2 separate regions of the Homo sapiens genome follow, and region 2 is linked to region 1. A link is a loop called in an ENCODE intact Hi-C map of the cell type or tissue named here. Cell type or tissue: HCT116. All regions are shown on one strand. Links, peaks and the distances in the headings refer to the core of each region. The heading gives the core; the rest is flanking DNA. Region 1 overlaps MEF2A (myocyte enhancer factor 2A). Region 2 holds the start of LINC03080 (long intergenic non-protein coding RNA 3080).

Evidence for each region. Peaks named below come from ENCODE experiments on the same cell type or tissue, not always from the same donor. Only the 100,000 strongest peaks of a DNase experiment are listed, where the experiment ranks them.
Region 2: a loop joins it to region 1, with 3 times the contacts of the local background. A loop is called at or near these places in 5 of 110 quality-filtered maps.

What each region holds. Positions count from the first base shown.
Region 1 is chr15:99,695,296-99,712,080 of GRCh38, forward strand. It overlaps MEF2A (myocyte enhancer factor 2A), which reads left to right. Exons shown (of 12, transcript NM_001319206.4): 9 at 8,067-8,090; 10 at 11,434-11,560; 11 at 15,339-15,465. Among named protein-coding and RNA genes, the nearest start is that of LYSMD4, 30 kb to the right of the region's middle. In HCT116, for the core only: CTCF peaks have their summits at 8,575 (motif pointing right) and 9,266 (motif pointing left); DNase peaks (open chromatin) are centred at 8,536 and 9,276.
Region 2 is chr15:99,418,958-99,435,742 of GRCh38, forward strand. It overlaps LINC03080 (long intergenic non-protein coding RNA 3080), which reads right to left and starts at 16,254. Exons shown (of 2, transcript XR_007064775.1): 1 at 16,211-16,254; 2 at 10,550-15,636. RefSeq lists a silencer at 6,392-6,451 and enhancers at 14,218-15,417, 14,399-14,448, 14,459-14,658. In HCT116, for the core only: a CTCF peak has its summit at 7,118 (motif pointing right); no DNase peak of the experiment used is centred there.

The DNA.
Region 1 (16,785 bases), core at 4,487-12,486:
AGATGAACTCAAGGTAACTAAAGGTGTATATTATAAACCCTAGTGCAACTACAGAAGAAAATTTTAAAGAAGTATAAATAAGTCAGTAGAAGAGATAAAATAGAAATATAAAAAATGCTCTACTAAGTAGCCCAAGAAATGGGAGAAAAGAAGACAAAAAGCAAGATAATGGTAGCTTTTAATCCAGTCATATAAGTAATCACATTGAATGTGGTGAGAAAGCGTCAGTTAAAAGATTGTCAGATTTGTGTGTGTGTGTGTGTGTGTGTGTGTGTTTCTTAAAAAGCAATGTGGTGGCTCATGCCTGTAATCCCAGCACTTTGGGAGGCTGAGACAGGCAGATCACCTGAGGTCGAGAGTTCGAGACCAGCCTGACCAACATGGAGAAACCCTGTCTCTACTAAAAATACAGAATTAGCTGGGCATGGTAGCACACGTCTGTAATCCCAGCTACTTGGTAGGCTGAGGCAGGAGAATCACTTGAACCCGGGAGGCGGAGGTTGCAGTGAGCCAAGATCATGCTATTGCGCTCCAGCCTGGGCAACAAGAGTGAAACTCCGTCTCAAAAAAAAAAAAAAGAAAAATGCTGCTTACAAGAAATCCACTTTAAATATAAAGACATAGATAAAAGAAGGGAGAAAATTTACCATTGCAAACACCAAAAAGAAAGCTAAAGCAGACCTATTAATTTCAGACAATATAAGCTTCACAACAAGGAAGAGTATCAGCGATAAGGAGGGACGTGACATAGTCCACTTTCCAAGAAATAACTGTCTTTAATGTGTATGCACCTAACAGCAACCTTCAAAATACATAAAGTGAAGACTGATAGAACTAAAAGGTGAGTAGAAAAATCCACAATTGTAGTTGGAGACTTCTATATCCCTCTCAGTAACTGATAGAACAAGTAGGCAGAAAAATCAGTAAGGATCTAGATGATTTGAGCAACACTCGACCAACATGACCTAAGAGACATTTATAGAACACATCACTCGACAACAGCAGAACACACACTTTTCACAAGTGCACATGGAACATTCACCAAGATCACATCCTGTGCCAGGAAACAAACTGGCAAATTTCAGTGAATTGAAATCAGGCATATTATATTCTCTGGCCATAAGGAAATCAAACTAGAAATCAGTAACAGAAAGGTAGTAGGAAAATGGCCATATATTTAGACATTAAACAACATATTTTAACCCAAGGACCAGAGAAGAAATCTCAAAGGAAATTTAAAAATACATATAGCCAAATGAAAATGGAAATACAGCATCAAAATTTTGAGGCCCAACTAGAGTAGTGATGAGGTGAGATTTATAGCAACAAATGCCTATATTTGAAAAGAGGGATCCCAAATCAGTAATCTAAGCTCTTACCTTAAGAAACTCAAAAAAGAAGAGCAAACTTAACCCCAATCAAGCAGAAGAAAGGAAAATGTAAAGTGATACCAATTCTACACAGTCTCTTTCAGAAAAAATTAGGAGAGAACACTTTCCAACTTATTTTTTTAGGTCAGCATTACCCCGCTGCAAAACCAAAGTAAGCCAACACAAGAAAAAAAGTCTACAAATCCATATTCCTCATGAACTCTAGACACAAAAATCCTCAGTAAAAAGTAAGTAAATTGAGCAATATATAAAAAGGATAATACATCAAGACCAAGTTGGTTTTATCCCAGGAATGCAAGGCTGAGTCTACATTTGAAAATTCATTAGTATAATCAGTATATTAACAATTGAACATCTATTCATCATTTAAAAAAAAAAATCTCAATGAACTAGTAATAGAAAGGAACTTAATAAAGAGCATCTACAAAAAATATACAGCTAAAATACTTCATAAGGGGAAAGCATTCAGTCTTCTAGCATTTGGAGCTAGGTAATGATATTTTTTTTTCTCACCAGTCATATTTACCATGGTAGTAAAAGTCCTAGCCAGTACAGTTAGGCAAAAATAAATGAATAAAATGCATATATATCGGGAAGAGAGAAATTAAACTTCCTCTATTCATAGGAGATAGATTCTTTCATGTAGAAAAGTGTAAAGAAATTACAAAAAAAACTCCTCGGACCAATCAGTGAGTTTAGCAAGGTTGCAGGGTACAAAGTTAATATATAAAAATCGATTATATGCCAGCAGTGAACAATTGGAGTTTGAAATTTAAAAAAAAAAATGATAACACCCCAAATAAAGGAAGGAAAAGAAACATCTAGGTAAAATTCTGACAAAATATGTACAGTCTGTATGTTGAAGACTGCAAAACACTGATGAAAGAAATGAAAGAAGACCTAGATGAATAGATAGATACATCATGTTAATGGATTTCAAGACTCAGTATTGTCAAGATGTCATTTCTTCCCAGATTGATCTGTAGATTAAACACAATTTCAAAATCCCAGCAAGCTCTTTTGTAGTTACTAACAAGCTGATTCTAAAATATATAGGTAAAGACGAACTACAATAGCTAGAATGATTTTAAGAAGGAACAAAATTTTAAAAAAATACTACTACTACCCGATTTCAAGACCTACTACAAAGCTATAGTAATCCAGAAAGTGTGATATTGACAAAAGGATGGGCACATAGATCAGTGGACAAAACGGCTCAGAAAATTTACACCTATACGTATATATTCAGCTGGGTTTTTGGCAGAGGTAGTAAGGCAATTCAACAGAGAAAGGATGGTGGTTACAACGAATGGTGTTGAAACAATTCTACATCCATACACAAAACAAAAACAACCCAAAGTCTGAAAATAACTCAAACTTTATTAAAAAATTAACTAAAATTGGATTATAGACCCAAATTTAAAACAGGAAACTGAAATTTAGAGGAGAAAATCCAACACAAAAAGCAGGATCCATAAAGAAAAAACTGATGTATTGGAGGTTGAACTTAAGTTTTGCTCTGTGAAAGGCACTGTTCAGAGAGTATAGGACAACCTACAGATTAGAAGAAGGTATTTGCAAGTCACATATCCAATAAAGAGTTTGTATCCAGAATATTTTAAGAATTCTTAAAACCCAACAGTAAGAAAACATTTTTAAAAGGGCACAAGATCTGAACACATACTTCAAAAAGAAGATACATGGATGGCAAATAAGTGTATGAAAATATGCTCAATATTATCAGGCTTAGGGAATTGAAAATTAAAACCTAATGAGATATAACTGCACATCTAGTAAAATGGCTAAAATTTAAGAAAACGCAACGGCTGGGCGCGGTGGCTCACACCTGTAATCCCAGCACTTTGGGAGGCTGAGGCAGGCAGATAACCTGAGGTTGGGAGTTCGAGACCAGCCTGATCAACATGGAGAAACCCCATCTCTACTAAAAATACAAAATTAGCCAGGGGTGGTGGCGCATGCCTGTAATCCCAGCTACTCAGGAGGCTGAGGCAGGAGAATCGCTTGAACCCAGGAGGCAAAGGTTGCAGTGAGCCAAGATCATACCATTGCACTCCAGCCTGGGCAACAAGAGTGAAACTCTGTCTCAAAAAAAAAAACAAAAACGCAAAAACTAGAAATGCTGGTGAGGATGCAAAGCAGAAAATCTCTCCCATATCTTTGGAATGCAAAATGGTACAGCCACTTTGAAGAGTTGGTCAGTTCTTATGAATTTAAATATACACTTGCTGGCCAGGCAGGGTGGCTCATGCCTATAATCCCTGCACTTTGGGAGGCCAAGGCAGGAAGACTGCTTGAGCCCAGGAGTTCAAGACCAGCCTGGGCAACACAGCAAGACCCTGTCTTAAAAATTAAAAAAAAAAAAACAAAAAAAACTTGCTGTACAATCCGGTAATGCCACTCTTTGAGTATTTACGCACATGAATTGAAAACTATACTTATAAGAAACCCGTATCTTTCATAATTGTGAAACACTGAAACTAGCCTAGATGTCCTTCAACAGATGAATGGATAAACACACTGTACATCCATATAAAGAAATGCTACTCAGCAATAAACTGTTTATTCACCCAGCAATACAGATGAATCCTAAGTGAATTTTGCTAAGTAAAAGAAGCAGTAGTGTATGATTCCATTTATATTTCATTCTGGAAAATGCAAAACTCACTGGCTGCCATGGGTTGGGAGTGGAGAGAGGAGTTGACTATAAAGGGTTAATAGGGAATTTTTGAGGTGATGGAACTAATCTGTGTGATGCTGTTTTGTTAGATGCATGGGTCTGTGTTTGTTGAAACTCATGAAACTGTACCTACAAAGAGTGACTTTTACTAAATGCAATTTAGTAAAAAAAGATTCCGGGGGAGCCCAAGATGGAATGCATATTGTCACACATGAATATAACTTTATTACAGATAAGTAACATGATATTGAAGGGGTGAGGAAGCAAGAACCTGGTCTAAGTAACTTTGGAAACTTTTGACTGGATACTGTAAGGTTAGAGACCAACGAAATTGTAGCAAATCACTGTGCTCTAGATGGTAAATTCATCCCTCACATACACAAACACAAAGGGTTGAACATATAAATAAATATAAAATGTAAATAAACAAATGGACATTGTAGATAAAGGCAGCCAGGTTTCTCATGGTTGGAGGAGAAAGTTGCAGATAACCCAGGGGGTTGGGGGTGGGGTCTAGAATGAGCCTGTGTTTCAGGGTTATAGTTGAAGGATTCAGTAAGAGTTTATATGTGTGTGTGTGTGTGTGTGTGTGTGTGTGTGTATATATATATATATAATTTTTGTATTTTTAGTGGAGACTAATTTTTGTATTTTTAGTAGAGACGGGGTTTCGCCATGTTGGCCAGGCTGGTCTCAAACTCCTGAGCTCAACATCTGCCCGCCTCAGCCTCCCGAAGTGCTGGGATTACAGGCATGAGCCACTGTGCCCAGCCAGACACATACGTATATATGTGTGTATATATACACACACACACACACACACACACACATATGTACGTATGTGTCTGGCTGGGCACAGTGGCTCGTGCCTGTAATCCCAGCACTTCGGGAGGCTGAGGCGGGCAGATGTTGAGCTCAGGAGTTTGAGACCAGCCTGGCCAACATGGCGAAACCCCGTCTCTACTAAAAATACAAAAATTAGTCGAGTGTGGTAGGATGCCCCCATAGTCCCAGCTACTTGGGAGGCTGAGGTGAGAGGATCGCTTGAGCCCAGGAAGTCGAGGCTGCAGTGGCCTATGATTGTACCACTGCACTCCAGCCTGGCTGACACAGCGAGACCCTGTCACACACACACAAAAAAGGTACAGTTGTGTGTACATATGAATTAGTATACATCATATATTTCCTAGCTCTGTTTGCTGAGAGGTCTGTGAGGCAATAGCATCCAGTAACTGAACATACCTGGTGCTCAGATTTTAGTTTCAGAACACCATTTTCTAATACAAGGACTCAGGGCTGCTTGGAAAAAAATGGTTTGTTGTAGAGCTGGGGCAGGGAAACGGGATGAGCCGGGGTTGTCAGAGGTTAAGAAAGTGCGTATCAAAAGTCACGGGAGCTGGCCTTTCAAAAGAGTTTCCAGTGGCCAAAACTAGAACAATTTGAGTAACAAAATAACAATAGTATTGGATTATAGCCCAGGGAATAAAAAACATTGAGTCCATTACTGATATAAATAAATGATAGAATAAATAAGGGGAAAAAGGGACAACTCTTCCTTAGAAAATAACTAATTAATAAATGTAGAAAGAATGAGAGAGAGTAAATCAGCATTAGAACACCACAGTACAATGGTAATTGTTGCAGGCAAAGTCAGTGGATAAATGCTAACATAAGTGGGCAAAAAGTTTAAGTAAAAAGCTATTTTGCTTTGTCTCAGAATGTCTCTTCCCCAATATTCATTTCTTACAAAGGGAAAAATTAGAGAATTAGAAATAAGAGAATCCTGGAAAACACTGCCTTAACCGGAGGATCAAGGTTAACATCACCAGTAATGGGACATAAAGACAACATGTGCCTTCCAATATGACATGCTAAGAAAGCCATGTCTCTTTGTGGTATTCTTGCAAAAATCCATGCCCTTCTATCTGATTATGAATGAAAATCAGACCCAAATTGAGAGACATTCTATAAGATAACTGATCAGCACTCTTTCAAAACAAGTTGTCAAGGTCATGCAAAACAAGTTGTCAAGGTCATGAAAAGGAAAGACTGAGGAACTGTCACAGAGCAGAGGAGACGAAGGAGATGTGAGAACTAAAGGCTTGTGGGATCCAGGATCTGATCCTGGGTCAGGAAAAAGGACATCAGTTGAAAGACTGGTGAAATCCAAGTAAAGTCCAAAGCTTTAATTGGTGCTGTATTATTTTTATTAGTTTCGACAACTGCATTGTATTTCCTTGTGATGTTAACAATGTGGAAAGCTGAGTGAGATGTGAGGGAGCTCTCTTTGTAAATGCTGTCTAAAATTATTTCAGAATAAATAGTTTAAAATATATACATACATACATAACAAAGAAATACACCCCAAAAGGGAGCCAAGAAAAAATGGCATTTAGGATGGTCCCATAGCTCACCTTTCAGGTACTGGATATGCAATACTTGCTACTGTCTTTCAGAAATAAACTCTACAAAATGTCATGTAGGGTACAGAAATGTTTACAAGAATTGTTAGTAAACTGCCAATTTAGAGACAAACTCCATTTAAGCATTTTAGCAATTGCTTAATAAAGTTATGTCTGATTGTTAGGAGAGCATGAAGGATCTCCATGGAAAACTCAAAATGTGTCGTATGAACTATTTACACGCTTATTCCTGTATATTAAAGTGAAAACCATATGTTTTACACATACACAGCTATAATGTTAGACAGTATATTTTGGTGTGTACCTTGTGTTTGGAGATATGTAAAGATATCTATAACAAAACAGTTGAATAGCATCTTGCCCACATTGGAGATAGCAGTTGTAGATCAAGTGATTGTTTTTCAGAGTAAGTAATCGGTCCCACCTACTTTACACACACCATTTACAGAGAAACCTTCTTCCAGATTAGGGCTTCATGTATCAGTGGCACTTACAATGACACTTTTCACAGACTGACAGAGAAGCTTAACTTACTCAAGTAAAACAAGTAAAAACTGATTAGACTGTTTCTAGCATGTTAATATTTTCTAAATGTTATGGAGAAAAGGAGCAAAAATGTTTCTTTTTTTTTTTTTTTTTGGACGGAGTCTCACTCTGTCACCCAGGCTGGAGTGCAGTGGCGTGATCTCAGCTCACTGTAACCTCTGCCGCCCGGGTTCAAGCAATTCTCCTGCCTCAGTCTCCTGAGTAGCTGGGATTATAGGCACCTGCCACCGCACCTGGCTAATTTTTGTAGTTTTAGTAGAGACAAGGTTTCACCATCTTGGCCAGGCTGGTCTTGAACTCCTGACGTGAGCCACCGTGCCCAGCCTTATTTCTTTTCTTTACATGACTTATGAATTCATTTCTCCTTCAGTCTCATTTTCTTCAAATATGTGGTTTTTCTCCATTGAAGTCATTTTATTCACATGAAAATATATTTGCAAATGATAAACATATATAAAACTGGTATTTAAAACTCATGTATTTATTAACAAATGTTTGTGTTCCTGTTGTTTTATAACTGCTAGCTCCTGCGGGAAATAAAACATACAGCAGTTTCTTTCTGCCAAGAAGCAGAATTCAGTAGGAGATAGATAACATGTATCACCAGGTGGGGTAATAGTAGGGTGATTAAGATACAGAGTTACAAGTACAGAGTTGATATTCTCACAGTTCCAAATACAGATCGATAGCATGATGAGGAACCCCTTTTAAATACTGTTGCAGTAGCATGACTATGTATAAGAGGCCAGCATGAGAGCAGACCAAGTTGGGGTAGGAGGGTGTCTTTGAATACTGGCCCTAGAGAATTTAAAATAATTTTTCTAGTCTTTTGAAAACTCAACAAGTAGAGACAAGTAATTTATATTTCTATCTGTTGTGTATATAATCGTCTCTTTAGAGTTCCAGACAGCTGCTAGTGTCCAAATATGTTTTTTCTAAAGAAATATTTTGTTTGTGAGTACCAACAGTCTTAGTAACTCTCTTATCCCTCTTATGTGCTGAGTACAGTCGGAGGAAGAGGAATTGGAGTTGGTGAGTGTGGGTTTCTGCTTGAAGGAAGTTGAAAAAGATGTAGAAAGTACTAATTCTCTTACGTGTTGTTATCTAACCAATGTTCCCTTTGTTACACAAATTTTTTTAAACACTATTCAAACACTTTGAATAAAGCAATCTACTGGTACTACAGACTCTAGTTTTTCTATTTATAATTGTATGTGTTGACCCATTTTATTTGTTGGAGGGAACATTGGAATAGAGCCTTTAAAAACAGTAGCTGTCCATGAGCATAGGATACTTGTTAATTTTTTTTTTAAGGAAAGATACAAAATACCTTATATAGCTCTCCAAATTATTGAAATATTTTTAGAAAATGACTTCACCCTCGAAGTTCCTCAGATTGTAACACACGATGTTGTGTTGTTTCTCTTTCAAAAAGATTACATCATTTTTGGTGAGGTCACCTTTTTCAGCGTTGGAATTATTTCATCCTGCATGATACAGCCTGAACCACAAGGGGGTTCCCTGTTTACTAAAAGGAATGTCTGTAATTGAATGTGTATATAAGTTTACTTTTCTATCAGAAGGCGCTCTTTTCTTAAAAGCAACTATTGCCCTTTTTCCAAAACAAACGTTTTCTGTTGGCTTTTCCTCTAGAAAATAAACTTGACTAAAAGCAGCTTGCAGTTGATCTATTTCTTCTTTAGGAACTAAAACCAAAACCTCACAGGAGTCATCATATAATTTCAAAGTCAGCTGCTAATTAAAGGACTTTAAGGGGAATAAAAACTTGAAAATGTTTCTTAGCATGGACAAAGGTTAAGAGTGCATGAAAGCATGGGGGAGGAAGGCATCCGTTGGTTTTAATATTCCATGTTTATGCATGCTGGTGTGTTTTGCACAGTTTGTTTTCTTTTCAAAGAAGGTTATCTGTTCCCCTTAAAATACGAGATTGTTCTTTATTTAGCTTTGTGATCACTCACAGTTTTGGGTGTAGTTTTGTATTGGCCAACTGAAATATTCTAGTCAGCTGTAAATGTTTTGAATTATATTATGAATATCTTTTGGAGAAACACTTTACTTAATGATACCATAATGATCAGTAAATGAGAGTTTATAATTCAAGCTAAAATAATTCACCTTAGGTTAGACCTCACTGTTCAAGGAGTTGTGAATGCGTCCATGAATTATCTAGCACTATACTGCCCTCTTGTGGTTCTGAAAATCACTCACTCTTGTAGAACTCAGTGCCGTTGAGATGAGGAGCTTAGATGAGTGGAACTAGTGTTTGAAGTCTTCACTGCTTTTGAAGACATGCCAGGAGATTGCATGAAGATGATGCCATGGAGTAGGTAGGGTCCAGGCCAAACTATGTCATACTGTATTCTTTCACCTAGTGATTGGACTTATGAAGTTCCAGACTAAATATTAAAGAAGAAATTAAGTCCAAAGTAGATCTCTATCTCGAAAAGTCATTAAATTTATAAACTTGATGCTGAGACTAAAATATATTCCGAACTGGCATACATTGATTTTCCACATTCCTCAGAGTACATCTGTAATTACAGAACCTCAGAGATAAATATATTAGGTCCTTGAAGACTTTAAAATACATACCTAAAAACTTATAAACAGCCATTTATATTATTTAAAACTTAATCAATTAAAAATGCAGAACTTTATGTGCCAGAACCAAAATATAATCAGAAGCACAGTCCGTTACAACTTAGAAAGTTGTTCAGCTTGCCTTGAGCTCTAAAGTATAATTGTGGATGACTCTGATCCGAAGTGCAGAAGGACAGGTGCCCTGGGGCCTGCACTAAAGACTGTACTGTTAAGACCAGCGACAGATTCCTTTAGAAGCCGAGCAATACTAGAACAACTTGACTTCATGAAAGCTGCAGTAGACTAGGCTATGGATTAGAAGGAATAAAAATATGTATCTTTTTTCCCACCAGTTATATAGAAATTTGGGACAGAGGGTTTCTTAGGACAATAAGGATATTATCTTATATTTGTGTAGTACTTCAGTTATGAAAGCACTTCTGACATAGTAACCTCATTTGATTCTCACAGTAGCTGTGCAAGGCAGCCAGGACAAAGATTGCTATATCTTCTTTATTTGACAATGAAGAAGTTCAGAGAGGTCAAATTATTTTCCCAATGCCTAGGAAATGGTGAATCTGGGACAGAAACTCAGGCAATACATCCACATCCACATGATCTTTCTCACATCTTCTAACCTAGGTTAGAAAGTAGAAATTAAAAAGAAATAAACTGAGATCAGGATCCTCATCGAATGTTTGTAAGTGTCTACATCTAGCCAAAGGCCTTTTTGTCTGATGTACCCTTTTGAAAATTGTGATAGAGAAAATGGAATCACATTCTAACTCTTCATAATCTCAAAGGCACTGAATTATACTTTACTGATTTGGCTCAGACCCCCGAATGTCAGTTATCAGGCTGTAACATAATTTATAAAAAACAAATAGAGTTGTGCTGTGGCTTTCTTATGTGCTAGTGACACAGAGTCTGTTGTGTTCCTCTGATCTTTGATTTTCAAAAACCGTTACCTTAAGCCAGTTTGGCGAGAAACTGCTTCTGTCGTACTCCTACACGTTAAGGACAATGACTGTCTTAGACTAACTGGATTATTTAATAGTTGAATTTTTTTTATCCATTCCCAGCATGGATAGGATGCTACACAGATGCATCCAGTTGGCAAAAAGCATTTAATATTGCTCTTCCACTGCCCTGTCGGCAGTACTTGATTCAAAATTCTCTACTCAAAGCCTCTGCTACAGAAGGCCAGGGGACTATGAAGGGATACATGTCCGAATCTGTTGTTAAAAAATAGGTCAACTGCATGATTGGAGAGAAAGAAATAAGAATACAAGCTGCACCCAATAAGCCATGACTTCAAACCGTGTTAACACGTAAATAATACCGCAAAGAAAAGTAGTTTTGATTCCTATACTCATAGACGTACAATCCCTATATATACAGATGACCTTTGCCATCATCAGGTATTTAAAACCTACACATACTTCATTTAGGGGAGTCTGACAGTATTTGTAGTGGCATCAAGTCCTCATTTTGTGCAACAAATAGAAGTGCTAATGCCTGTAACAGAAGTTCCTATTTTAACGTGGGGTGTCTGACACTAATCAACTATTTTAAAAGAATTAATGTAAAAATAGGACCCTTCAAATTAAATATTTAGTTATTCTCACTAGTATTTTTGAAGTTTTCACATCATCAGTGCTTCAGAAAATGACATTCATATGAAACTGTGAAAAATGTCACTTAAATTGAAAGTGATTTTTAAGTCAACATAAATACCACATCAGAACACATTTTCTCTTTTTTGATCTCACAGAATACCCAGAGGATCAGTAGTTCTCAAGCCACTCAACCTCTTGCTACCCCAGTCGTGTCTGTGACAACCCCAAGCTTGCCTCCGCAAGGACTTGTGTACTCAGCAATGCCGACTGCCTACAACACTGGTGAGCCTGCTCTGGTGCCTTCCGTAGGTTTTACCGCTCTCTGTTTTGTGATCAACGTGTGCTTCTGTGATTTTTTTTAAGTATATTTATTGAAATAAACTATTTCCAGTTTTTTAGATTTAAATTAGGATGTATTTTTCAATGTGCTAGCCTTGAAAAAATTACAAACAAAATGGATAGTGTGGATAGTGCGATGAGTAAGTTATTCCGGCTTCTCCAGTGTGAACTTTCACTTAACCCCTGACACAAAGCCACGTGGATGATAGCAAAATGGTGACATGCATCAAGCCAAGAGGGGAGCAGCCTGTTGCTTGAGTATTGCTGATGTAGTTTCTCTTCATACAGTATCACGCTTTTCCAGGCTTTTAAAATAAGATGTTTGTCTTTATGCTGTGTTAACCTGCTTTGGGAAAGACATGAATCCCTTTGGACCTGAGACTTCAGGAGGTGGCCGACGTTTGGCTGTGTCGAACAGGCTGTTTTCCTCCCTGTAACCACTAGCTTGGTCCATGTCATGTGCACCTGAGGGGCAAAACAAGGGCTGTTCTGATTTCTCCTCGGAGCCAGTCACTCTGCCTTTGAGGGGAGCTTTTCCTTCATTTATGTTTATTTAGGCATTTCATCTTAAAATGCCCTAATTTGGGGTTGTATTAGGAAAGTTTAAGAATATTACAGTGATCGTAGGAGTGCTTTTAGCCAAGCAGACTGTATGGAGAATCGAGGGCAGCTGGTTTCATTTAAATTTACCAATCTAAGAAGGAGTGGAAAACACATGTGGTTTCGCTTTCTCATCAGCTGAGCCAAACACCTGATGCTTCAGAGGAAGACGGCAGTAGTTCAATTCTCCCTTGCCCATTACTCAGAGACTGCAATGCAGAGAAGTTATTATGATTCTCCTGAGTGTCATAAGTAGACTGTGGTAAAGATGGTCTGATTTTAGCCTTCAGGGTAAATGCTTTGGCACAGAACTTTGAAACTGCTGTCCGCAGCTACGTGAGGGGACAGAGCGTTGATAACATTTGATTGCCACTTGAATTCTAAGAAGTTCTTTTAAAACAGAATCAACAATAAAAGGTTTTATTGAAAAAAAAAAAGTCTCTTAGGAAATATCCATTACTTTTCCAACCGTTAGTATGAAAAATAATGCCCAAATTTGTCAACTGCATACTATCTTAGGGATTGTGAATCATAGCCTGTTATTAGTGCCTTGCACAGAACAAGGTTCCAGAGTAAAGCCAGGGATGAAGCATTCATAGAAATTCTGTTTCGACGCATTGATCACCTGCTCTGTGAGAGACTGTACTAGGGACATAGCTTTCTCCAAGTTTATTCCAAGTGAGGAGGCAGGACATACCTAAGTGGGTAACCGTGGAGGGGAAGTCCTGAATTGTTGTGATTGTGAATTTATACTCTGAGAATTGAGAAGGGAGGGCAAAGCTATACTGTTCAAAGGTGTATTGGCTGAGAAGAGGGAGCTTGAACTGGGTGTCAGATTATGGTTTACTGACCGTTTCATTACAGGTTTTTCAGTATACTTAGAAATTCCACTATACTTATTTTTAGAAATGCCATTGAATTGGGAATTTATTTTTTAAAAGTATAAAAGAAATTACCAAAGCATATAAAAATGGAGGCAGGCTCTCAAAATCATCAGTCGCTTAGCGTCAGTCTCATGCCACCTTTTGACCGACTTTATCTTTCTTCTCTTTCTCGTAACACTTACTCTGTTTGAAGTTTACCATGTTGTTTTTAACTTATTTCCACATCTATTCAGCAAATATTTATCAGGCAGCTGCTGTGTGGCAGGCACTGTGCCAGGCACTGGAAATGCAGGAGTGCAGTCAGCAGTGAAGCCTGGGGGGAAGGCACAAGACACACAGCTCTAGGGATAAGCTGCTGCAGTTGTGTCAAGGGCTGTGTCTCAGCTCGGACAGGAAGGAACATGCGTGACTCAGCCAGGCAGAGGAGGCAGAGTGCTCTTGGGAGAGGGTGTGCCTGTACAAAGGCTAGGAGTTTGCGGGCGGGACGGGGCTGAAGGAATGGGGACAGAGCGTGGGTGGTTAGAATTGAGACTAGAGAGGTAAGTAATGATTTGTAGACTATGTCAAGGATTTTGGAAACTGTCCGGAGAGCATTGGGGAGCCATAAAAAACTTTTGAAGTAGAGGAGTGCCATGACCATATTTGTTATTTTAAAAAGATGTCTTTGCTGTATATAGGGTTAAAAGGCAATGCCAGGAAGCCACATCAGAGGCTACTGTAGTGGTCCAAGCAATGGGTGCTGATAGCATAGACTAGAGAGGTGGCAGTAGAGATGGTGAGACCTGGGCAGGCTTGAGAGAGAGCAGATAGAATTGCTCAGACCTGGAAATTGATGTTGGGAGTGAGAGGGAAGGGAAGTAGCAAGGATAACACCCATGGGCTTCTGCACGAGCTGCTGGGTGCATGTTGGTGCCATGTACTAAGAGTACTTAAGGAGGAACAGGTTTGCAGGAAAGGATGGGCCATGTCAGATGTGTGGCGTTTGGAGTGGCGTCCAAATGGACATGGCACTAGGTCGTTTAAAAGATCTAGAGGTCGAAGGAGACTGTGGGCCGGAGGGAGCACTGGGGAAGGCGTCAGTGTGACGGGTCCTTGCCCCAGCCCATGGGAGTGTATAGAATGACAAGGGCAGAGTCAGGACAGCCCTGAGCACCAGCTGTGTCGCTTCAACTCCGTTCCTTTTTTAAAATGTTAATTCACTAGGAAGACCAATTTCTTTAAACACCTCTCTTGAGACATGAGAAAGAAGATAAAAGTAGAAGAGTTTTGCCACCTCTCTTTGGAACCAAGTGAGAAAGACAAGTGTTAATGATGAGCTGAAATAACTCCCCGTGTGAGTGATAACTAACGTCCTAAATCTTGGTCCCAGTGATTACGACTGAAGCATTCATATGATATGAGCTGGGTATACTCTAGGACACCGAGTTTTTTCATGAAGTTGAAACTCTTGCATGCTGTCAGGGAGTTTGCGACAGTCTAGGTACTTTAAACAAATGCGCTTACTAATTGTGTAATGATGTCACTGAGCTTGGCACCCCATGTAGGGATTCTGTCTTTCCTGTCCCCTATTCCCTGTCCCCCAACCCCTTGCTTCATTAAGACTTGCTGATTCAAACTCACTCTGGTTGAGGTTGAGTGTTTCTCTTTGTTCCAAAGGGTAGTGGCAGGCATATTTAAAGTAACAATTGTACAGAACACTCTTTAATGATGGCCTCTTATTTGAATCATCCCAGACAAAGAAATATTGCTAGATCCTGTAAATCTTCCAAGAAAAGATTTTGCGGATTTTAGACCCACATGTATGTTGTTTTGTTGTGAAGTATCTGGCTTCTCTCAATGTAGGAACTTTTTATTTTATTTTTTTTTGAGAGGAAGTCTGTTGCCCAGGCTGGATGGAGTGCAGTGGTGCTACCTCGGCTCACTGCAGCCTCTGCCTCCCGGGTTCAAGCAGTTCTCCTGCCTCAGCCTCCCAAGTAGCTGGGACTACAGGCATGCGCCACCACGCCTGGATAATTTTTGTATTTTTAGCAGATACGGGGTTTCACCATGTTGTCCAGGCTGGTCTCAAACTCCTGACCTCAAGTGATCCGCCCATCTTGGCCTCCCAAAGTGCTGGGATTACTGGCATGAGCCAGCATGGCTGGCCTCAATGTAGGAACTTTTGCAGTAGCTACGTAAAAAATAGATTCCGTATGGACCTTCCATCATATGCAGAGCCCTCTTGTCTTCCTTTGTAGATTATTCACTGACCAGCGCTGACCTGTCAGCCCTTCAAGGCTTCAACTCGCCAGGAATGCTGTCGCTGGGACAGGTGTCGGCCTGGCAGCAGCACCACCTAGGACAAGCAGCCCTCAGCTCTCTTGTGTGAGTAACTAGAAGTTTTCCCTGCATCTTTACTCCTGGCCTACACACTCTCTTTTCCTATCAGTGACAGCCTTTTGCTCTGTTGAGTTTCGTGTGAGGAATCCTGTAATGATTCCTTTTCAGGTAGATACAAGTGTCGGGAGAAAATATTTTCTTACATGGCTCTAGACAGTAGCTTGGATACTGACAAACTAGGCATTCCTTGAAGGGATTTGGGGAGCAAGGCTTCTCCCATAGGGACATCCTGAGGTAGAGAGACTCAACCAGGATCTGAAGGGGTCTGAAGGCACAGATACCACCCGCATGCACCATCCTTCTGCCCTCTGACCAGTGATGAAGCTGCCTACTGCACCCCTGCTCCCAAGCACCTGCCTCTGGCTGCACTGCTTGAAAGGCAGCCTGTAGGCATTCAGGCCTCCCTGCCACCCTTGCCATTGACTGCTTTGGTGAGTATCTGTAGACAAGAATAGGAAGACAAGCTGGAGCTTTTGCTTTCTCCCTGGGCCACAGGGAAGGAAAACTGGGGACAGGGTGTCTTATATATCAGTCAGGCTCCATAGGATTTGTGTGACTGATCCCAGCCCAATGCACACACCAAACCTCATTCACAAAGAGAATGTTCCGTATGGGCAGGGTGTAAGGATATAAGCAAAGAGGATTTACAGTGGCGCCCAGATGAGGCCAGACATCCCTGACAGCCGGGAGAAAGAACAGGGCTTTTGTGGAACCAGGATGACAGCAGACCCATGGAGCAGTTGGAGGAGAGTGTCCCAAGAGAGGGGACAACATAGCAGACCCAGCTGGCCTCCATGAAGACTGGCTGCCTTGCCTGTGCTCTGGGCAGTAGGAATACCCCAGGCCCCTAGCCTCTGCCCAGGAAGTCCCCAGAGAGCCTGAGCTCAGCAGTCCCTTTCCCTCATCCATTCTGAAGTAACTGCACAGTGAGGATTGTTGTCAGTGGTCTTCTTAGGAATTATGTCATGGAAAAAGCAGCAGAGTATCTCAGGGAAATTTGCCTACACAGGATTTGGCCCTCAGGCCTGTCCTGAGCATCCTAAATGAATGCACTAAAAATAGTCCTGGAAAAGCAAGTGGAAAGGGCTCAGAGCCCAGGCCCGGGGAACAGCCTGTTTGCGTCCTCCTCTACTGCTCTCAGCCAGCCCCTCATTTCCTCATCTGGAAAATGGGGATGGTGCGACTTGCACCTTAGAGGTGTTGCGAGGATGAGCGATGTTGTGCCCTGTCACAGGGCCAGAGCAGATGGGGAGCAGATGCTGAGGAAGAAGAGGCGGTGAGCAGATGAGGCTGCTGTTCCTCTGT
Region 2 (16,785 bases), core at 3,279-11,278, 280 kb before region 1:
TTGAATCTATAAATTACCTTGGGCAGTATGGCCATTTTCATGATATTGATTCTTCCTATCCATGAGCATGGAATGCTCTTCCATTTGTTTGTGTCCTCTTTGATTTCGTTGAGCCATGGTTTATAGTTCTCCTTGAAGAAGTCCTTCACATCCCTTGTAAATTGGATTCCTAGGTGTTTTATTCTCTTTGAAGCAATTGTGAATGGGAGTTCACTCATGATTTGGCTGTTTGTCTGTTTTTGGTGTATAGGAATGCTTGTGATTTTTGCACATTGATTTTGTATCCTGAGACTTTGCTGAAGTCGCTTATCAGCTTAAGGAGATTTTGGGCTAAGACGATGGGGTTTTCTAAATATACAATCATGTCATCTGCAAACAGGGACAATTTGACTTCCTCTTTTCCTAGTTCAATACCCTTTATTTCTTTCTCCTGCCTGATTGCCCTGGCCAGAACTTCCAACACTATGTTGAATAAGAGTGGTGAGAGAGGGCATCCCTGTCTTGTGCCAGTTTTCAAAGGGAATGCTTCCAGTTTTTGCCTATTCAGTATGATATTGGCTGTGGGTTTGTCATAAATAGCTCTTATTATTTTGAGATACATCCCATCAATACCTAGTTTATTGAGAGTTTTTAGCATGAAGGGCTGTTGACTTTTGTTGAAGGCCTTTTCTGCATCTATTGAGATAATCATGTGGTTTTTGTCTTTGGTTCTGTTTATATGATGGATTACATTTATTGATTTGCATATGTTGAACCAGCCTTGCCTCCCAGGGATGAAGCCAACTTGATTGTGGTGGATAAGCTTTTTGATGGGTAAGCTTTTTGATGTGCTGCTGGATTCGATTTGCCAGTATTTTATTGAGGATTTTTGCCTCAATGTTCTTCAGGGATATTGGTCTAAAATTCTCTTTTTTTGTTGTGTCTCTGTCAGGCTTTGGTATCAGGATGATGCTGGCCTCATAAAATGAGTTAGGGAGGATTCCCTTTTTCTATTGATTGGAATAGTTTCAGAAGGAATGGTACCAGCTCCTCCTTGTACCTCTGGTAGAATTCTGCTGTGAATCCGTCTGGTCCTGGACTCTTTTTGGTTGGTAGGCTATTAATTATTGCCTCAATTTCAGAGCCTGTTATTGGTCTATTCAGGGATTCAACTTCTTTCTGGTTTAGTCTTGGGAGGGCGTATGAGTCCAGGAATTTATCCATTTCTTCTAGATTTCCTAGTTTATTTGCGTAGAGGTGTTTGTAGTATTCTCTGATGGTAGTTTGTATTTCTGTGGGATCGGTGGTGATATCCCCTTTATCATTTTTTATTGCGTCCATTTGATTCTTCTCTCTTTTCTTCTTTATTAGTCTTGCTAGTGGTCTATCAATTTTGTTGATCCTTTCAAAAAACCAGCTCCTGGATTCATTGATTTTTTGAAGGGTTTTTTGTGTCTCTATCTCCTTCAGTTCTGATCTGATCTTAGTTATTTCTTGCCTTCTGCTAGCTTTTGAATGTGTTTGCTCTTGCTTCTCTAGTTCTTTTAATTGTGATGTTATGGTGTCAATTTTAGATCTTTCCTGCTTTCTCTTGTGGGCATTTAATGCTATACATTTCCCTCTACACACTGCTTTAAATGTGTCCCAGAGATTCTGGTATGTTGTGTCTTGGTTCCCATTGGTTTCAAAGAACATCTTTATTTCTGCCTTCATTTCGTTATGTACCCAGTAGTCATTCAGGAGCATATTTTTCAGTTTCCATGTAGTTGAGCAGTTTTAAGTGAGTTTCTTAATCTTGAGTCCTAGTTTGATTGCACTGTGGTCTGAGAGACAGTTTGTTATAATTTCTCTTCTTTTACATTTGCTGAGGAATGCTTTACTTCCAACTATGTGGTCAATTTAGGAATAAGTGTGATGTGGTGCTGAGAAGAATGTATATTCTGTTGATTTGGGGTGGAGAGTTCTGTAGATGTCTATTAGGTCCGCTTGGTGCAGAGCTGAGTTCAATATGCTGGTTAACTTTCTGTCTTGTTGATCTATCTAATGTTGACAGTAGGGTGTTAAAGTCTCCCGTTATTATTGTGTGGGAGTCTAAGTCTCTTTGTAGGTCTCTAAGGGTATGAATTTGGGTGCTCCTGTATTGGGTGCATATATATTTAGGATAGTTAGCTCTTCTTGTTGAATTGGGGATTGCTGGGAGAACCACTAATCTCTTCAAAGCTGTCAGACAGGGATGTTTAAGTCTGCAGAAGTTTCTGCTGCCTTTTGTTCAGCTATGCCCTGCCCCCAGAGGTGGAGTCTACAGAGGTCGGCAGGCCTCTTTGAGCTGCGGTGGGCTCCACCCAGTTTGAGCTTCCCGGCAGCTTTGTTTACCTACTCAAGCCTCAGCAATGGCAGATGCCATTGCTCAAGGCCACACAGCTGCGAGTGGAGCCCACTGCCTCTGCTCCTCCACTGCTCCACACTGCCCTGCAAAAAGGAGGAGGCCAGTCTCGTTTCTTGGGGAAGGTGGGGGCTTAAGACCCCAGGGCCGAGTTGCTCCACTGTTTGGGAGCATTTGCTTCAATCTGGGAATTCAATCATCTGGGAATTATTTAAAAGAGGTGTAGAGGCCTTGAAAAATCTCAGCTTGGGTTGACTGGGGGAGGGAGAGGGACAGTGTCCTGTGTTTTCCATTTTCTTTTTTTTTTTTTTGAACTTTTATTTTAGGTTCAAGGGTACATATGTAGATTTGTTATATAGATAAACTGTGTGTCACGGGAGGTTGCTGTAAAGACTGCTTTGTCACTCAGGTGATAAGCACAGTTCAGACAGGTAGTTTTTCTGCTCCTTTCCCTCCTCCCACTCTCCACTCTCAAGGAGGCCCCAGTGTGTGTTGTTCCCCTCTTGGTGTGTCCATGTGTTATCATTTAGCTCCCATTTATAAGTGAGAACATACATGTGGTATTTGGGTCTCCTGCATTACTCTGCTAAGGATAATGGGCTCCAGTTCCATCCACATTCCCACAAAGGACATGATCTCATTCTTTTTTATGGCTGCATAGTATTCCCTGGTGTATATGTAACACATTTTCTTTATCCAGTCTACTGTTGATGGGCATTTAGGTTGGTTCCATATCTTTGCTATTGTGAATAGTGCTGCAATTAACGTATGTGTTCATGTGTCTTTATGATAGAACAATTTATATTCTTTGGGGTATATACCCAGAAATAGGATTGCTGGGTTGAATGGTAGTTCTGTTCTTTGAGGAATCACCACACTGCTTTCCACAATGGCTGAGATAATTTATACTCCCATGAACAGTGTATAAGTGTTTCCTATTCTCCACAACCTCACCAGGGTTTGTTTTTTTTTTTTTGTCTTTTAAATAATAGTCATTCTGCAGGCTGGGCACAGTGGCTTACACCTGTAATCCCAGCACTTTGGGAGGCTGAGGTGGATCACGAGGCCAGGAGTTCAAGAGCAGGCTGGCCAACGTGGTGAAACCCCGTCTCTACTAAAAATACAAAAATTAGCCAGGCGTGGTGGTGGGCGCCTGTAATCCCAGCTACTTGGGAGGCTGAGGCAGGAGAATCCCTTGAAACTGGAAGGCAGAGGTTGCAGTGAGTGGAGATTGCGCTGCTGCACTCCAGTCCAGGCAAAAGAGCGAAACTCAGTCTCAAAAAAAAAAAAAAAAAAAATAGGCATTTTGATTGGTGTGCAATGGTATCTCATTGTGGTTTTGATTTGCATTTCTCTAATGCTTAGTGATATTCAGCATTTTTTCATATGCTTTTTGGCCGCATGTATGTCTTCTTTTGAGAAGTGTCTGTTTATGTCTTTTGCCCACTTCTGAATGGGGTTGTTTTTTGCTTGTACATTTGTTTAAGTTCCTTATAGATGCTGGATATTAGATCTTTGTCAGATGCATAGTTTGCAAATATCTTCTCCTACTCTTAGGTTGTCTGTTTATTCTGTTGATTTGCTGTGCAGAAGTGCTTTAGTTTTATTAGATTCCATTTGTCAATTTTTGTTTTTGTTGCAATTGCTTTGGCATCTTTATCATGAAATATTTCCAAGTTCTATGTCCAGAATGGTATTTACTAAGGTGTCTTCCAGGGTGTTTATAGTTTTAGATTTTCCCTTTAAGTCTTTACTTCATCTAGAGTTGATTTTTGTATATGGTGTAAGGTAGGGGTCCAGTTTCAATTTTCTGCATATGGCTAGCCAGCTATCCCAGCACCATTTATTGAAAGGAAGTCCTTTCCCCATTGCTTGTTTTTGTCAGCTTTGTTGAAGATCAGATGGTTGTAGGTGTTCAGCCTTATTTCTGGGCTCTCTATTCTGTTCCATTGTGTCCTGTATTTTCAGTGAGGGAGACAAGACGCTGAGCTTACACAGCCCCACTCCCTCCAGAGCTACACGCCAGGGACCCCTGCCCAGACCTGCCTGGAATGGCTGCTCCTGTGTTGGCCTCCAGCTCAGCCGTGCATGGATACAGGAAGACCAATAGCCAGAGGCTGAAGGGCCATAGGAAGGATGCTGGGGCAGCATCAGCTCCGTGGAGGGGCCCATGGACCACTCTTACATTTAAATCCATCTGCCAGTCAGGAACAAGTTCACTTCCATAACACAACTTTATTGTGTTTACACAGTTAAACACAGCCCATGTGTTCACTGTAGACACAGAACTGCTGTGAAAGGACTGCCCGTTTCTAGGCTTTTCCATGAAGATTAATATGCCACTTGTTTGTTCCCTGTGTCCGTCTGCTAGCATTGGCCAGTCAGCGGCGGGTTAAGAACTCACCAGGGAGAAACTTAAATTGGAGAAAAAAAAATTCTAGTAGATACTGTCTGGCTACTCACCCAGCTTCCACCACCTTTTCTGCTGTCTCAAGAACCCAGATATTTTTTGTCGTGGTCCCCCCAGTCCTCTCTCGTTAGAGGCCCCAGGAAGAGCCCTCAAAGGCGGAGCTCTCCAGACACTGTCATGAGCAAATGCGAGCCCAGGACAGCCGTGGCCACCCGGCAACACACCTTGTGGAGGGAAGTGTGCACCACTCAGGGGGACTGAGGGACCAGAGCAGGTGCCATGGGAGATGCCCACCCTGCAGCCCCTGGCCTCCGCTTAAACCGGTTTGAGCTGGACTTCCTATTACCTGCAGCTGAAGCATTTTGACTGCTACAGTTCTACTCATCTTCTTGTCTCTCTTACGCTGGTCAAACGCAAGTTAACATGGGTTCCAGCTGGATGCCGAGTTGAACTCTGCGTTTGCACTCCTGCTGCACCCGCCGTGGCACACTCAGCCAGGGGCCTGTGCTGCTTCTCTCTGCCTGGAAGGGGCATGGCTACATGTGGGATCCCCCTCAAGCAGACTGCAATGAGGACTTGGGTGCATGAAGTGATCCGAGGAAGGGCAGGGCAGGGGTGGAGGTGGAGGGGGAGGCAGGGGAGGGAGACAGGTCCATGAATGAGGGGTTTCCACTGCGGGCAATGGGCTCAACCCACTGGGCCCTCAGGGAGACTGTGGGACACAGGCCTCCAATGTCCCCACTGGAGAGGGCGGAGGTGAGCATTTCTACAGACTCCCATCCCCATGGATGAAGGGGCCCTGGGGCACAGACTCCCCTGGCATAGCCGACCTGTGCTTGCAAGTGGGAGGGATATTCCCAAGGTGGCAGGGAAGAAAAGAATAATCGAGAAGCAGGCTAGTAGGTATCTCCTGTCCTGCAGGAGAGCTGGGTGGCTGGGGCTCTGGATGGGACATCACAGCCTCTGCTTAATCACGGAAGCCTCAATTTTCTTATCTGTGAAATGAGGCTAATGTTTGGGGTACATACCTGGCAGGGCCAATGTGACAAGAAGCAATAATAAATGTACTTCCTGGCATACAGCAGGGGCTCTGTAAGTGCTGATCCTGTCAGTGGCAGCTCCTTAAGGAAAGCAGCTGCCTCAGTTATGGTGCCAAATGCTGTGTGCCAGGCTCTGCTCTCCCTCTGCCACCTCTACCCCACCTCTTCCTCCTGAATCTATGAGTGGCCCGGGGCTCCAGGCAAATTAGGCTTTAGCACCCCGAGCTGGCCCACTGGCCTAGAGGCCAGGCCACTGTCCTGAGGTGTCCTGACAAAGGCTGTGGGGGCCACATGAGGCAGCCAGGCCAGGCAGGTGCCCCTGCTTGGTGTCTGCAGCCCGGGCCCAGGTTGATCTGCAGGGTCACTGCCAGCTGCCGGTGCCCACAGACCGCGCCACTTGGCCCTCTGACCTGAGCAACCGCCTGCTGCCTTCCATGGGAGGCCTAGCCGCCTGACCTTTCCTTCCCAAAGTCATTTTCCGTTCTGCTGTGTTATTGGCCAGGCCTGAAACGCTCCTCTGAGGGAGTGGGAAGGACCGTTCTGAGGCTTGTCATTGTTTCAGGATCAGGTTGCCTCAGCCTCAAAATCTGACAGAAACCAGAACTTCCTCTGAGTCACCCACACCCATGACAGGGGCCTCGGGTGGAGGGTGAGGCTGGGGTGGGGGGCGGGGGCTCTCTCAGCCCGTCTGGGCCTAGAAGGCCTCAGCGGTGCCCTCCCCCTGGCAGCCCAGCTCCAATTTTGCAGCTCTGGCCAAGCACCAAGCTGGCATGAGGGTCTGGACCTCAGCCTGAGCCCTGCGCAGCCTGAGCCAACTTAGAGGGCAAGGTGGGAAGGAGGTGGCCCCTCTCAGACAGGAGAATGCAACTGCTCCTGCCACGGAGCCAGGGGAAGGAGGCTTTGGGGTTTGGGATGAATGCTGCCAAAGGCCGCAGGAAGCCCCTTCACATCTTCCTGAAGGCGGATGAGGGAACCCCAGGACCCAGCACTCACTTCCTAAGTCTCCAGCCCCATATCCAAGACGGGGCCGGGGCGTGAGGACCCCTGCACAGCTCACCACTCGGGCCCTCTCTAAACAGCCTCCTGGACATCTGTGTCCCCTGTGTCCTTTGAGGAGGAAGGAAGCCGCTCCCTGGAAGAAGTTGGCTCTGGCCTCAGACATGCATCTCCTGTCAACAAATGAAAGCCCCGCCACTCATCAGCTCCGCTGTCGGTTGGGAACCTGCAACCGCCTCTGGCTCTCCGTCTGTACAGCCGGGGGTCCTGGCCCCATCCCCGCCTCAGGCTAGCTGGCTGTGGATTCCATGCCAAGACACACCGCCCAGACACATCTCCAGCCAGCAGGAGGCTACGGTGCCACGTTCAGGCTCTGCCAGTGCTTCTAGGTCCTCCGAATGTCCTCAGGTGGAGAGCCTGGGCCACTCCTCCTATGTGCTCCTTGTTCTTCCACCTCAGAGTGGCCAAAGGAGGGGCTCTGGTTCCCAGCCCTGGGCCCCAGGAGGAGGGCCTGTCTGTCCCTTTCCTGCCGCTCAGCCTTTCCCATAGTGCAGCCTTTGAGGACCTCAGCTGAATCCCACCTGCCTGCCCTCCACGGGCCACAGCCCTTCCTCACGGTCACCTGCATTAAGCACCTACTGTATACCCAGGGCTGTGTCCCATGAAAACAGAGCAGATGTAAGAGCCAGGTCTTTGGTCACGGCGCCAGCATCTGAAAAGCATTTGCAGTTTGAGAAACATTTGACCCTCATGGTCACTTCCAGGTGCGCAGAGTCCAGGAACTGTCCCGTTTTCCAGATGAGGAAATGGATGCTTTTGAGAGTCACGTCACATGCACGGAGCACAGGTGTGCCCGAGGCCGCGCCCCGCAGCAGAGCTGGGATTAGAATCTAGCTGTTTTGGAGCCATCGTCTTTTCCGTGATGTTCTGAGGGGCCTCTCTGTTTCTTTTGAGGAGTTTCATGCTGATTATTGAGACAAGGTGGTTCAGGCAAGACCGCTCTCGAGCATGGACGCAGGCACGTAAAAGTTCATGCACAATCACACCACAGGCATTCCAGAGCACCTCAGACGGGAGGGGCCTGCGGGAGGGTAAAGTCAGAGGGCCTGGGCGGGCGGCAGATGCAGTGATGAGGAGAGAGCATCCCGGGGAGCTACTCTGGGGATCGGCGTGGGAGGCTGGACGAAGCAGCGTGGACGGAGCACAGATGTGGTCACAGGCCACACCCTGCAGCAGGTCAGGCTGGGCTGGTGTTAGAGTCAAGAATGGGAGGCTTGGGACTGTGGTCTGTGCTGCAGGGTGATGGTATCACAGCAGGTTTTGACCTGGGAGGTGACTCCCTGAATGCATTCAGTCTGGAGTAGCCTGGGAAGTGGCGAAGGGAAAGGGTCTCCAATGAGAGTAACTGCTGTTGCCCAGCTGGCAGGTGAAGAGGGCCTGGAAATTGGATTTTAAAACTTAGAGTCAACCCGATGATTCAGTAACAAGTGGGGCACATCTGGCTTGTAATAATAATAACCCCTTCTGCACTGCAAAGGTCTCTATGCACCACGCACTGTTTTCTCCTCTTGTGCCTACGGGAAAGACGTTACCATCTTTCATGGCAGCTCATCACCTTCAGCAACCTCTGGAAGGACCCCACAAGCCCTCGCCTTGCACTGAGGGTGGCCCCACACCTGTCTGCCTAGGCTATTTGGGGGTCTCTGCACCCAGACCTCTCCCCGGATGGAGTTTGGCAGGTGGTCAGTTTTGCTGCGTGAATTGTAAGTGAAGAGTCTTTTAGCAACCACCTCCCCACTCTCTGCAGCCTCAACCTCACTGTTCTGTGCCCCTCCCGTCTTTCCTGCCTTGTACTATTTGGACTCCTTTCTCTAATCAAAATCTGCTCCCTGGAAGAATCAAAGAGCAGCCACTTATTTTCCTTAGGGCCAACATCTTCACTTGGTCATCATTCTACTGTAAGCTGGTGAATATAGCACCTGACATAGAGTAGGTGCTCAGTAAACTAGAAGGAAAGGAAAATGTGTTTTGAACGACTGGGTGGACGCATGGGTAGACGCGTGGGTGGACGCGTGGGTGGACGCGTGGGTGGACGCGTGGGTGGATGCATGGATGTCCATGTGAAGAGGCTCTCTTATGCAGAAAAGCTACTGAAAATGGATCGGATTAGATAAAAGTGGGAAGAAGGCTCTATCAGATGCTTCGCCTCTCTTACTGCCTGGGCATTACTCTTCGGGCTCTCACTTTCTTGCAAGTGGCAAGAAATAAAGCTGATGAGTATGTGAGGGGATGGGCAACCCGACTAGAGTGCTTCCGGTCACAGGCAGTAACATGCATGCAGTGTGAGCAGAGGTGGTCCAGTTCAGGCTGAGACACGGTGCAGCAATCCAGGGGGACCCGGGAATGCTGCAGGACCACGCCTCAGCGTCACTTGCAGGGTCCCAGATCCCTCCGATGGAATGGGAGTCAACACATCCCTGATCTAGCTGGTGACACCAGCCGTCCTTTACCTCCTGAGGCTCCACTTTATTCCTCTGATGAGGGACTATACTGATGCAAGATGGTTTCCAGGACCTCTTTGCCCCTTCGCTGACCCTTAGGTCTCATGGGTTATAATGGCAAAGGTGCTGGGACCCCGGGTTCTCTCCAGAGCTGTAAGCCATCTCCAAAGGAAAGCTGCAAGGAACATCTGTCCATCTATCTATACGTATATATATATATAGATAGATAGTTAGGCTGCGCGTGGTGGTGCATGCCTGTAATCCCAGCACTTTGGGAGGCCGAGGTGGGCAGATCACCTGAGGTCAGGAGTTCGAGGCCAGCCTGGCCAACATGGCGAAACCCCCTCTGTACTAAAAAAAAACCACAAAAGTTGGCCGGGTGCAGTGGTGTGCACATCTATCTATATATATACATACATATAGTTTGAAGTCTTTGGAGACCCTTGCTGTATGTGTGTATATACATGTGTGTATAGATATGGTCACATAACATATGTATATATCATATATGTACACATATATAATTTATACGTATACTTTTTTTTTAATAAGAAAATGTGTGAGTCACTGGGGTCTGAGTCCTTGTTCAAAAGATCAAAAGCAGACATGTGGTCTGCATGCCCATGCTCACTGCAGCACTATTCGAAAGTTACGGAATCAACCTAATCATCCAACAACGGTTGAATGGATAAAGTATGGTGTATACACACAGTGGTATACTATTCAGCTGTAAAAAAGAAAGAAGTTCTGTCATTTGTGACAAGATAGATGGAATTGGAGGACATTATGCTGAGTGAAATAAGCCAGGCACAGAAAGACAAATACCGCAGGTTCTCACTTGTATGTGGGATGGAAAACAATCAAACTTAAAGAGGCAGAGAGCAGAATGGTGCCAGAGGCTGTGGGAGAGCTGGTGAGGGGAGTGAGGAGATGACAGTCAAAGGGCACAGGGTCTCAGTTAGGCAGGAGCAATATATGTTTTGTTTTTGTTTTTAGGAAATGGGGTCTCGCTGTGTTGCGCGGGCTGGTCTCAATCTCCTGGGCTCAAAGGATCCTCCTGCGCTTGTCCTCCTGTAAGGCTGGGATTACAGGTGTGCACCATAAGTTTTCTTTTCTTTGAGATACATTGCACAGTGTGGTAAATATGTAAGTAATAATGTATTGTACATTCCAAAATCACCAGGAGAGTAAATTTCAAATGTCCTTACCACAACAAGTGATGAGTATGTGAGGGGATGGATATGTTAATTACTTGATTTAATTTTCTACGTTGTATTCATCAGTCATCACATCACTTTGTACCCATAAATACATACAACTGTAATTTATCAATTTAGAATTTTAAAAGTAAAATTTAAATGTAAAAAAGTGGACATCTCACATAGGAAGCTCTCAGGGGTGGCCCAGCCTCAGGATCTGGGCAGGCCTGGCCCTGAGCTCTGTGACATGTGATCTGCCTGCCATGTGGCTTTGGTGGGGACAGGAGGGGGAAGCAGGGGAGGAGGGGTCCTGCTTGGGTGTGGTCTGGTGCCTGAGAACTGGGCAGACCCATGGTGGGCCCCTGTGTGACTGCCTTCCTGGCCAGCCCCCAGGTGTTTGGGTGGCCAACGGACTACTCCTAGCCAGGGAGCACAGGTGACTTGTGACACTTCCCAGCAAGAGCTTCTGAATGCTGGTGTGAGAACGTCCACAGGGCTCCTTCCCTCTGAAATGGAAGCTGACAGTCTAAGATGGTGGCTTCCTGTCAACCCAGTCCTGGATAGATGACCACGATCAGTCTCCTGCCAACCACGACGGATGCTTACTGTGGGCAAGAAAGAAGCTTCTGTTGCTATCAGCCACAAAGACTTGGGGCTTGTGACCATTGCACCACCTAACCTATCCTGGCAGGGTCGAGGCCCAAATATTCCCAAAAATCCCAGAAAAACCACCTTATTTTTCTTCTTCCCATGTGCTGGCCCTCAGGTTCTTGGTGGCTGATCTGGGTTTCCTGGCCAAGCTTTTCAGCAACACTGCTGATGACCTGACGTGTTCCAGCACCTCCCCTGCTCCTCCCGCAGCCCCCCAGCCACTCACTCTGGGGGATCGCTGCAGATGCAATGTTTCTTGATAGGAGGGATGGTATGACTCCAAGCCAGGCTGAGGAATTGCAGTGAATGGGGGCCTCCAGGAAAGGCCTCCCCTGGAAGTGAGCCCCAGTTGGCATAAAAAGCTGTTTTCACCGGGTGCAGTGGCTCACACCTGTAATCCCAGCACTTTGGGAGGCTGAGGCGGGCGGATCACCTGAGGCCAGGAGTTCGAGACCAGCCTCAACATGGAGAAACCCTGTCTCTACTAAAGCTACAAAAGTAGCCGGGTGTGGTGGTGCATGCCTGTAATCCCAGCTACTCGGGAGGCTGAGGCAGGAGAATTGCTTGAACCTGAGAGGCAGAGGTTGTGGTGAGCTGAGATGGCGCCATTGCACTCCCGCCTGGGCAGCAGGAGCGAAACTCCATTTCAAAAAATAAATACATAAATATAAACAAAAATTTTAAAAGATAAAAAGTTGTTTTCACACTTGCCTTATGTTCTGCTGAGAGCTGATGTTCTCCTCTGGATGTGAAGCAGCCAGGGAGAAATCTCTCTCCCGGGAACGCAGTGTTAAGCAGGGAGCTGAGAGGTGCACGCATAACCTTGGCAGGCTCGGCTCTGCCTCCTGGGCGTCTGCAGCCCACGTGCATGCCTGGCACACCCAGCGTGGACGCACCCTAAGTGGCCCTGGGGCAGAGCGGACCACAAAACGCACAGCCTTCAGCTCCGGCAGTGGCAGGTTCAATGGGGAGGTGGTTTTTAAAAACCTCCTGCTTATCGATTTCTGCGTGGTGAGGGAAACTTCAGCCGGCCTTTCCGTGGAGAGAAGCTGAAAACCGACCCTGCTTTGTCCGCATCTATTTCCTGCCGGCTCTCAGCAGCGTGACCAGCTACCTCTGCTGGTGGCGTGACCTTGGGTGTGTCACCTCACTGCCGGCTCTCAGTTGCTCCCTCATCCCTGTCATCACCAACATTTCCTGGAGCCCACCATGGGCCACACATGGACTCCACGTCTCACATGAAGTTGCTCTTTAAATGCCCACAGAACCACCCTGGGTAGGTACAACTCTCCTCCATTCCCATTTTTCCAGACGAGGCGATTGGCACACAAAGAGGTTAGGAAATGTAACGGAGGTCACCCAGGGGTGGCGTCGGATGAGAGAGAGCTCAGCCCAGTGCCCACCTCTGGGGACTGACCACCCAGACGTGTATTGCCAAGACCCACTCCCCTTCTGATTGGAGTCACTTTTTCCTCCGTGCGCTGCCCGTGCCCACTTGCCCTGGCGTCTATGAACACATCGTTCCCTTCTCTTCCCCATGGGGACAGCACAAGGATGCTGGTGGCTGGCTGTGCCCCCAGCCATGTGAAGACCTGATAGGCCGGCCTCCCTGCGGGGTTCAGGACCTGGCCTGCCGTTGGGCCTGTCACAAGAGAAGCCATGGCTGGTGAGGAGGGTCACTGGCCCGCCTGAGCGAGGCACGGGGACCAGCCTGAGGCAGCAGCGGAAGGCAGGGCTGGCCTTTTCTCCAGTGGTCATCCCTGCACCCCACAGAGAACCTTGGTACCAACATGACCCCGCGTGGCAGCCCCCGGAGGTGTGGTGAGCAACCACCAGGGCCAGAACCCCAGCTGGTGCGGGGAGACAGGCTGCCGCCCCTCCAGAGGCCTAGATCAAGCAAAGGTGACATACCAGGGAGGAGTCAGGCCCCTACGGGAGAGGTTGGGAGGGTCTCTGATCTAGAGAGCACAAGCAGGAGGAGCAGGCATGGGGCCTTGCCCAGCTCTCGGCAGTCCTTCTCTGTTGCCCATATGGGGTAATGTCGAGACCCAACCAAAGATTCCAGCAACATCAGTTTGACCTGGGGTAAGGGGTTCTTCATTCCAGACCCTCAGGGTCTCTTCCTTTGGAATGGAATGGGGATGTAGTGGGGAGGGTGCCCTGTCAGGGGGTGCTGCTGAGCACAGGGTAAAGATGTGCAGGTGTCTGGCCTGCATCTTTCATCAGCCCCCACAGCAGGAAGGAGACCCACAGCGGGATCCTGATGGGGGACACGCCCACACCCGTCCTTCAAGGCTGGCCCTGATGGCGAGCTCACAGCTCCTCCCAAGTCCTGTCTGAGCCCTGTCATGTCCATCCAGGTCCTCCAGTGAGCAGACCCCAAGCCAGGAGGAGAGGGGCAAGAGATCCGTTGGGGGAAGCACCTGTGGCAGATGGGGAGACAGCCTCGAGCCAGGATGCAGGTCTGAACCTGGGACAGGGAGAGAGGGAAGGGGGATTGGGTAGGAGGACGTGCGTACCCAGGGAAGCCCTGAGAAAGCCGTGCTGCTAGGCTGATGAGAAGCCCCAGAGAGAGGCCTGCATACAGGGCAGTTGGTGGGTCAGGAATGGCCTGGTTCTAGGGACTAGTGCCTGCACCGTATCCAGTCACTGGCTGGAGTGGCTGGGGAAGGAGCGGTCTCTGTGTGAGCAGTGACTCCCGTTGGGGCAGCAGTGGGCAGCTGAGCCTTTTTGGGGCAGCAGTGGGCAGCTGAGCCTTGCTCCAGCATGTTCTTTGAGGAGATCCCATAATTCCCATTGGTTTCTGGGGCCCCCTTTCCCCAGAGGCCCCCAGACCTCCTAGCCCCCCACGCCCTCTGCCTGTGGACCCCTCACCCGAGCGGACTGCCATCCCCTCTGGTCCTGTCTGGCAGGCAGCTCCTGCTGCCGGGCCTGGGACCCACCTGCCAGGTGCTCCTTCTGCCCTCCAGCTGCCCAGAGAGGGGCACCCAGAAGCATGTGCAGCCTTGGTTCACAGGGAGTCCTGTGTGGGGCAGAAATGGCCCCCTGTGGGTGAGCTGGGACAGGAAAAGGCCGTGGAGATGAGGAAGGGACCCTGAAGACAGACCTGGCCTCGGCCACACTCATGCTTGGAGCTGGCTTGAGCCCTGTGGGGTGGGGTCAGATGGAGCCCAGATGCTGGCTGGAGGGTCCAGGTGAGCATGTGCCAGGCACAGGGGCAGCCTGGCCGGTTCTCAAGGGACCACGGGCAGCCGGACATAGCTGTCCCCGCCACAGCTGGGCCCAGCTTTTGAGAACAGTGACAGGAAACAGAGGCCTGGATGGGCAGGGCCCTCACTGGACACAGGCCTACCTCCTGGGAAGGAGGCCTGCGTTTGAGAAATCCCCTCGGCCTGGGAGGGTGGAGAGACAACACCCTGCGTGGGTGTTCGGCCTTCGGCAGCACCACGCCCTCCCACCCCCAGAGCTATTTCTGCAGCTTCCTGGCTTGGTTCCTCTTGCCCCACCCCCACCTCTGTCCCAGGTGAGACCTGCTGGGAGCAGAGGCCCTGGAGCCACATTGGGGCAGGGCCTGGGGAAGGGGGACACCCCCTGTGGAACAGCACGGACAAGGGGCCATTGCCAAGTCACAGCCAGGTTTAACCCCTAGGATTCCAGTTAAAATGGAAAATTTGGACTCAATCTGCCTCTCCCCGCTGAGCAGAACCTGGGGGGGCTCCAGCCTGTGGGCTCTGGGGGTTTCTTGGTAACTTCTCCTACGGCAGGGATGCCACAGAGCTTCGAGGGCAGATGCCACGTGTGGCTGCTCCTGTTGGCTGGAGGGGACAGGAACCTGTGACAGTGTCCTCTTTCTTCCCCAAGAGCAGAGCCGAGGACCAGGAGGTGCCACAACACCAAGGGGACAGGCCCCGCAGAACGCTGTGGGGAGGAAGACATGACGCGACAGCCTCAAAGCACCCGGCAGAGCTCTCGCCTCCTTCCCTGTGATTGCCAGTGTCCAGATGCGCAGTCGGTCAGCCCTGGGACTGCCCGAGTGTTGCCTGCACTCGGCAGCCGTGACCCAGAGCTCAGCTACGCAGCACAGGAAAAACAGGGCTGTCGTGGAGGAATTTGTGTTCTCATCACACATTCAGAAATTAATTTTTTTTAAGAACTTATACTTTTGGGCTCTTATAAACAATCCGTCTTCTAAAAGTCCGCCTGGGACAGGCTGGATAGCCTCATGGCCACCTATTTAAGTAAACTCCCCATCTCCATCATCACCCAGGCTCCTCTCTGCTCCTGCTTCCTTTTTTCTCCTAGCTTGCATTGTCAGTAACACAGTCCGGATTTGACTTATTTACCTTGTTGTCGTCTCTTCCTACCCTGACTCCCAGTAGAACAGAAGCTCGAGGAGGCGTGATGTTGCCTGTTGTTTACTCTGTATCCTCAGAACTTGAACTGTGCCTGACATGCCATAGGCACTCGATAAATGTTTCTGGAATGAACAAAAAGGATGCTTTCTTCAGAACACGGTGACGCTTTCCCAGCAGGGCTGGAAGGGCGGACGCTGGCATCCCCGTCGCTCCTAGAAGCCCCCCTGACAGGGTCTGCCCTGGGCTAGAAGCCGGTGCACCTCCCTTTCGGGTCCTTACCACAACCTGGGACATCTTGAGACTGGACCCCTAGATTGGTGGCAGGACCTGCTCCGAGCTGCCCAGCGAGACCTGGGCAAGCCGCCCCCACCAGCCCGGGGCTCCCGACCTCCTCTGTGCTCGTCCCTGCGCCCTCACGCCTCACCTGGGAGCTGATGAGACACACAAAAGCTCCAGCCCCACCCCGGACCTGCAGGGACCAGGGGATGCATTTGAACCAGGGATCCAGGTCAAACAAGTGCACATTGCAGTTTCCCATGCAATGCCCTGCCCACAAACGCCCCCTTCTCCCAAGCAAAGTGGAGGGCTTTGCTGAAGCCATCTCGATTCTTCCTCCCTGCAGCTACTAAAACACGCAGCGCTGGCAGCTGAGGGGCGCGGGCCTTAGCATTACCGCAGAAACTGTGAAGGGCAAACCTGGTAATTAGCCGGGGAGAGTGGGGAGGTGAGGCAGGCACAATGGGAAGGCGGGGAACGGCAGCTGTAATTGCAGGGTGTGCCAGCCCTGGGGACGCGCAGGGGGAGGGCATTAAGACGTGGAGGCAACCACCTATGTGTGAGCTCCCGTCGGGTGGGGGCCCACAGGGGCCGGCAAGGGAGGAGCGGGGTGACAGGATGCGAGGGAGATGTGAGTCCAGCCACCTCGAGCCTGAACGCAGCCTGCCCAGGTGTGCAGGCGGAGCCTCCCTCACTGTCCCCACCCTCGCTGGGTGACACCCAAGGGACGCTGCCCCAGGCTTCTTGGCCACTGGAGGGTGAGGCTTCCTGGAAGCTGTTTCCCTGTTTGCTGCATCTGAATTGGATCCAGAGAGTTCTAAGTCGTCAGAGTGAATTTCACACTGAGGCTCCCTGGCACCCTGGGGCTTCATGGCAGGGTGTGGAGGCAGCTTGCAGGGCAAAGAGGAGGCCAACCTGGTGGGCTTCCTGCCCCTGGCCTGACCCCTCCATCCCACACACCCTGACTTCAGCCAGGCAGCGCTGCTTCTGTTTTA